Regions from separate parts of the Homo sapiens genome. Here region 2 is linked to region 1. The links are chromatin loops, found by intact Hi-C in ENCODE. Cell type or tissue: natural killer cell. All regions are shown on one strand. Each heading gives the region's core, and the rest is flanking DNA. Links, peaks and the distances in the headings are about the cores only.

Region 1 (2,902 bases), core at 193-2,692:
ACATACTGAATGAGAGTACAATTTTGAGGAAATTGTAGTGTTATTAAGTCCTGATGCAATGCCTGGGAAAAATATGAAGTGGCTTTGGTAAACCCTAGTGGCTTTACAGCCCAGGTGTATTGCCTATTTTTCCAAGTAAAGGCAAACAAGTATTGACTTTTTTTTTTCTTTGGAGACAGAGTTTCGCTGCTGTCGCCCAGGCTGGAATGCAATGGCATGGTCTTGGCTCATTGCAACCTCTGCCTCCTGGGTTCAAGCGATTCTCCTGTCTCAGCCTCCTGAGTAGCTGGGATTACTTACAGGTGCCCGCCACCATGCCTGACTACTTTTTGTATTTTTAGTAGAGATGGGGGTTTCACCATGTTGGTCAGGCTGTCTTGAGCTCCTGGCCTCAGGTGATTCACCTGCCTCGGCCTTCCAAAGTGCTGGGATTACAGGCGTGAGCCACCAAACTTTCTTTATGAACTGGAATGCTAAAGAAGGCTAAGCAGAGATCTATTACTGTGGACCACTTGGAACTAATTGGTACATTAGATAATAAAGTATCAGGATTTGGAACTACAGGAATCTTGGTATTACAATTTTATTAAATGCCCGTAAATCTTAAACAAATCTCCAGCCTTGTCCATTTGGTTTTTTAACTGGTAGTACTGGACTGTTACAAGGGCTGGTGCACGGGATTATGAGTCCTTGTTTAATGAAATCCTCTACAATTGGTGACAGCCCTTGAATTGCTTCAGGTTTTAGAGGATATTGGGGTAATTTAGGCAAAGGTTTAGAACGATCTCTTTGTACTTTTATAGGTTCCAAACTTTTAATTCTTACCATATCAGTTGGGGAAGAGGCCCAAAAACATTTAGATATTTTTGAAAGATCAGGGGTATTACAGGCCTGAGTTTCAATCTTATAGATTTCTGTCTGTAGACAGCATAACAATTCTAGTCCAGGAGAATCAGGAAACTCTAAGGTTATTTCTCCTGAGAAAAATTTTATGTGCCCTTTTAGCTTTGAAAGCAAATCTCGCCCTAACAAGTTTACTGGAGCAGTATAACATAGTAAAAAAGTGTTTTTCTGAAAAGGGGCCCAAAGCTAATTGGATTGGTTCAGATACGGGAACCTCTTAAACTTGATTTGAAACCCCCACCACAGAAATGACCTTTTTACTCCAAGGGATTTGTTGGCTTATTAAAGTGGGGTTTATGGTAGATAGAGTAGCCCCCATATCCCCGAGGACTGTACACAACTCCCCATTTATTTTAACCTGTTTCTCCACGTTGATTTAAAGGCACGGAGAGCAATCTACTGGAGAATCCCTTGGAACCTCATCAAGGTTGATTATTATCAGGAGGCCTAAGGTCTCTTGGGCTCCCTCTAGTGGTGAAACAGTTTGGCCGAAAGGGAGGCTCATTGGTGGACTGATAGAAAAGCGGACAATCCCTTTTCCAGTGCCCTGGTTGTTTGCAATACAGGCAGACATCTTGGGGCAAAGAACTTCTTGTTCTAGGACCTCCTGATTGTGATTTAAAATGAGAAGGAGGCAGAGCGCAGTGGCTCACGCCTGTAATCCCAGCAATTTGGGAGGCCAAGGCGGGCGGATCTTTTGAGGTCAGGAGTTCGAGACCAGCCTGGCCAACATGGTGAAAAGCTGTCTCTACTAAAAATGCAAAAATTAGCCGGGCACGGTGGCACGCACCTGTAATCCCAGCTACCTGGGAGGCTGAGGCATGAGAATCGCTTGAACGTGGGAGGTGGAGGTTGCAGTGAGCCGAGATCTCACCACTGCACTCCAGCCTGGGTGACAGAGTGAAACTCCGTCTCTAAATAAATACATAAAATGATTAATCCCTTGGGTCCCGGTCCCTGTAACTGTTATAGCTGAAGGGCCATAAGCTTGTTAGCCTTTTGAGTTTTTTCTTGCTCTAGAGTCCTCTCAAAATGTCCAGCTAAGGCCAACAATTTAGTCATATCTGTAACTTCCTATCCCAACTCATGTATTTTAATTAAATTGCTGAGTTCGGGATGGAGTCCATTTACAAATAGAGCACTTAATGCCGTTTCAGTCCTTGCAGGAAATACTTCTTGTTGTACTTGGATCCCAGAATGTTTCACAAACAGCATTTCTAAGTGAGTTCTGTAATCTGAAACTGAAATCTTTTTTTTTGTTATGTTTACAAGATTGTATGATGGACCAGTCCATTTTTTGCGGAAAAATTTTAGGAATTGAATTTAAAAGGTTTTCAGCAATTTTTCCAGCGACTTTTGGTCCTTCTTGTGAGGAGCTTTTGGAGGGGTCTTTAACATCCTCCTCAGGTTTGCCCCATTCTGCTGCTGCCGTCCATTTCCGAGCTTTACCAGGCCCCAATATCACGGGAATACATTAGTGAAGGTCAGGAAGTCCTGGATCATAAGCTCCTATGAGGATTCTAAATTCCTCAGTAAATTTTTGAGGATTTTCTCTTGGATCAGGCAAGTCCCTCACAATGGCTCTAAGCTCAGTTTTAGACCATGGAGTGAAAGTAGTTACAGCAGGCAGGCATGACTGATCAGAAAGTCTCACTTTGTAAGGTGCCTGTCTAACTTATTATTATTTTTTTAATCGTCTTCAGGGTGAAAGGGTAATATATACATATTTTTTATTTTTTATTTTTTTGAGACAGGGTCTCACTCTGTCACCCAAGCTGGAGTGCAGTGGTATGATCTCGGCTCACTGCAACCTCTGCCTCCTGGGTTCAAGCAATTCTCCTGCCTCAGCCTCCCGAGTGGCTGGGATTACAGGCACGCAGCACCACGCCCAGCTAATTTTGTATTTTTAGTAGAGACGAGGTTTCACCATATTGGCCAGGCTGGTCTCAAACTCCTGATCTCAGGTGATCCACCCACCTCGGCCTCCCAAAGTGCTGGG
Region 2 (2,902 bases), core at 226-2,725, 77 kb before region 1:
TCAGGATCCAGGGCTTCCTGGCCCCATGCATGGATTTGGAGTGGGGAGATGGGAAAGGATATTGGGGAGAAGGGCAGGCAGTCACCTTCTTTTCCTGGCCATCAGGAGACTCCGGGACGAAGCTGATGTTGATCTCCTCCACGTCGGAGCTAGAGGAGCCGGCCGAGTGCACGCTGAGCGCGTCAGCGATGTCCCCGCTGCTGAGGTAGGGGCCACACCTGAGCTGGTCACAGGACTTGGAGTGGGAGCTGCCACTGGTACTGAGCTCAGTGCTGGGGGCCTGGCGGCTGGGTGAAGAGTTGGCTTAGTTAAGGGGGCTCCCCAAGGACACATCCCAACCCCACAGCCCCTGCACCCTGCGCCCAAGGACTGTGCAAAGTGCTGGGACAGTTGCCAGTACTCCATTCACCACAGCCATCTGGGAGAGCATTTAGTATCACCCCATTTCACAGAGGAGGAAACTGAGGCCCAAAAAGGTGAGGGGACTCATCCCAGTCTCAGGGCCAGTCAGCAGCAGGGTAGGATTCCAGGGCCAGCCTCCCTGACTCCCTGAGCCCAGGCTCAGCCCTGAAGCTTCTGAGCCCCAAGGCAGCTGCCCCTACCACCCTTGGCCAGGCCCTTACTCGCTCCAGCGCTTGACAATGGCTGTGTTCTTCTTGGTCCTGAGGGTGTTGCTGGCTGACTCGGATGGGGGCTCCAGCTCGCACGACAGGTTGTAGCTATGAGCAGAGGGGCAGTGGTGTGACAACCAGGGGCCATGCTCCGGCCTTCCCCCAGCACCTGCCCAGAAGCTGGAGTCGGGGTGCCCCGGCCATCCTCAGGCAACAGGGGCTGAGGCTGACCATGGGTCATAGCTGCTGGCCCTCTGGAGCTGGCCCCCTAGGACAGCCTGCCCCCACTGTCCCCATTTGCTGCCCCGGCCTCACCTCTCAGTCTCGCTGAGCCGCTCCACGGCCCGGAACCAGGCCCCAAATTGCTCATCTGGCGCGATGCTGTAGTTGTTGCAGGCCGACTGCAGCAGCTTGATCTGGGCGATCACCTCGAACTCCTGGGGCCAGAGGGAAGCACAGGGCGGTGACAAGGCCCCCCGGGCAGCACAGGGGCCAGTCTCTGGGTCTTTGTTCTTGGGGTCCCTTCCTCCCCTCTACTCCCATCCAGGCCTTCCTGTTCTCAAAGTTGGGCTCAGCCACTCCCCAGGAGGTGGTCCTGGATTATAACCTCCTACCCTCACCCTCCAGTGGGAGGGGACCCCCTTCTCTCTGTGTCCAAATGTCCCATGTCCCATGAATCTAAGGAGAGGGTAGGAGTTGAAATGTCCTACCCTGGTGGGTCTGTTTTCCACCCCTCCCCAAGTCAGGGCTGCCTGCAGCTGCTTACCTTCCTCCTCTTCTCAAAGTTGATGAGTCTGCCCTGGAAGGTGGACACCCAATGGCCGTCAGAAAGTGACCCCTTGACCATTACAGTCTCCCCACCTCATGCTGCACTATCAAGAGTGCCCACCAGGGGGCAGGGCACGCACACCCCTGGATTGAAGCCGGTGCTGGGCACCAGGGCAAGGGGACATGCGGGCAGAGGCTTGGGGACTTCTTGTCCAGCACTCTCGGAGGACAATGGACTGAGGCCTTGGGTGAGAAGGCCCTGCTCAGCCACCACGTGCCGCCTGACCGCTGAGGGCCTGGCTTCCCTCTGTGCTCAGGGTCACTGCCTGAGGGATGGGCTGTGTCCCACTCAGCCAAACCCTGCTGCAGCTCTGTGTTTGGGCAGCCCTGGGGTGTCACCAGCAGGGCACTGAGCTGTTTACTCATTGCTGGGACAGGTGTGGCAGCCCAGCCCCCAGGGCTCAGGGAAGGTCTCTCCTCCCGGGCCCTACTCCAGCCCCGCCCGGCACACTCACATACAGATAGTCCTTCATGGCAGTGTCCAGCATCACCAGGTCGGTGAGGAACGTGCCCAGGTAGGGAACGGTGCCCTGGATGATGCCCTGTGACATTGGGGTAGGAGGATGAGCAAGGCCCCTCCCCTGAAGGCTTTCTCAGCCCCCAGCCCCAACTGGTCTCACTTGGAACAGCTGGGGGACCTCTGGGGGCCTCCTGGGGCCCACTGTCTCCCTGGACCCCAGACTCCCTCTAGCCATCTCCCTGGCTGGCATCTGGGAAATGCCAGGTTCCCAAGTCGTGTGGCCCCTGGCCCTCCCCAGCCCCACACCCGCCTGAGCCGGCTCTGCCAGGCCTGTCCTTTCGTGGCTGCAGCTGGTCTTCCCAGATACCAGCTGATCCAGGTGTGGCTCTGCTAGGGTCCAGAGGAGGCTACCTCTAATGGGGCCCATAGGCACCGTGGCTAGAGAGGAAAGGGCCCTCCTCCCTACCCCCAGGCCAGCCCCCTGCCCCTCCGCGGCCTTGGGCACTCTCACCGTCTCCTTCGGCCGTTTCTGGGCTCTCTTGGGGTTCATCTCCAGGGTGGCAAACTTGGAGGTGCCCTCCTGCCAGGGTAGAGGACAGGGTCAGCAAGGCCCTATCCCCTCAGCCCTCAGGCACCCTGACCTGGGGTGCTGCCAGTGTGGTCGGGTTCCAGGGCTGACCCTGTATCAATACTCACTAGTGTGGGGTCCTGGGCCGGTGGCCTGGCCTTCCTGAGCCTGCCTCCCCCTCTGGAAAGTGCGGATGAGAACTCCGCCTGCTGCATGGTGCGGTGGCTCACGCCTGTAATCCCAGCATTTTGGAAGGCCAAGGCAGGTGGATCACTTGAGGTCAGGAGTTTAAGACCAGCCTGGCCAACACAGTGAAACCCCATCTCTACTAAAAAATACAAAAATTACCTGGGTTGGTGGTGCACACCTATAATCCCAGCTACTTGGGAAGCTGAGGCAGGAGAATCCCTTGAACCCAGGAGGTGGGGATTGCAG

The links. A loop is a pair of places that touch in the nucleus more often than their neighbours do. Peaks named below come from ENCODE experiments on the same cell type or tissue, not always from the same donor. Only the 100,000 strongest peaks of a DNase experiment are listed, where the experiment ranks them.
Region 2: a loop joins it to region 1, with 9 times the contacts of the local background. A loop is called at or near these places in 13 of 110 quality-filtered maps.

What each region holds. Positions count from the first base shown.
Region 1 is chr9:133,178,728-133,181,629 of GRCh38, forward strand. No RefSeq gene overlaps it. Among named protein-coding and RNA genes, the nearest start is that of GBGT1, 16 kb to the left of the region's middle. In natural killer cell, for the core only: CTCF peaks have their summits at 1,383 (motif pointing left), 1,586 and 1,789; a DNase peak (open chromatin) is centred at 1,364.
Region 2 is chr9:133,101,853-133,104,754 of GRCh38, forward strand. It overlaps RALGDS (ral guanine nucleotide dissociation stimulator), which reads right to left. Exons shown (of 18, transcript NM_006266.4): 10 at 2,411-2,479; 11 at 1,895-1,981; 12 at 1,378-1,410; 13 at 927-1,048; 14 at 624-719; 15 at 86-287. Among named protein-coding and RNA genes, the nearest start is that of RALGDS, 18 kb to the right of the region's middle. RefSeq lists an enhancer at 1-549. In natural killer cell, for the core only: CTCF peaks have their summits at 1,497 (motif pointing right) and 1,705; a DNase peak (open chromatin) is centred at 1,529; H3K27ac peaks cover 336 bases.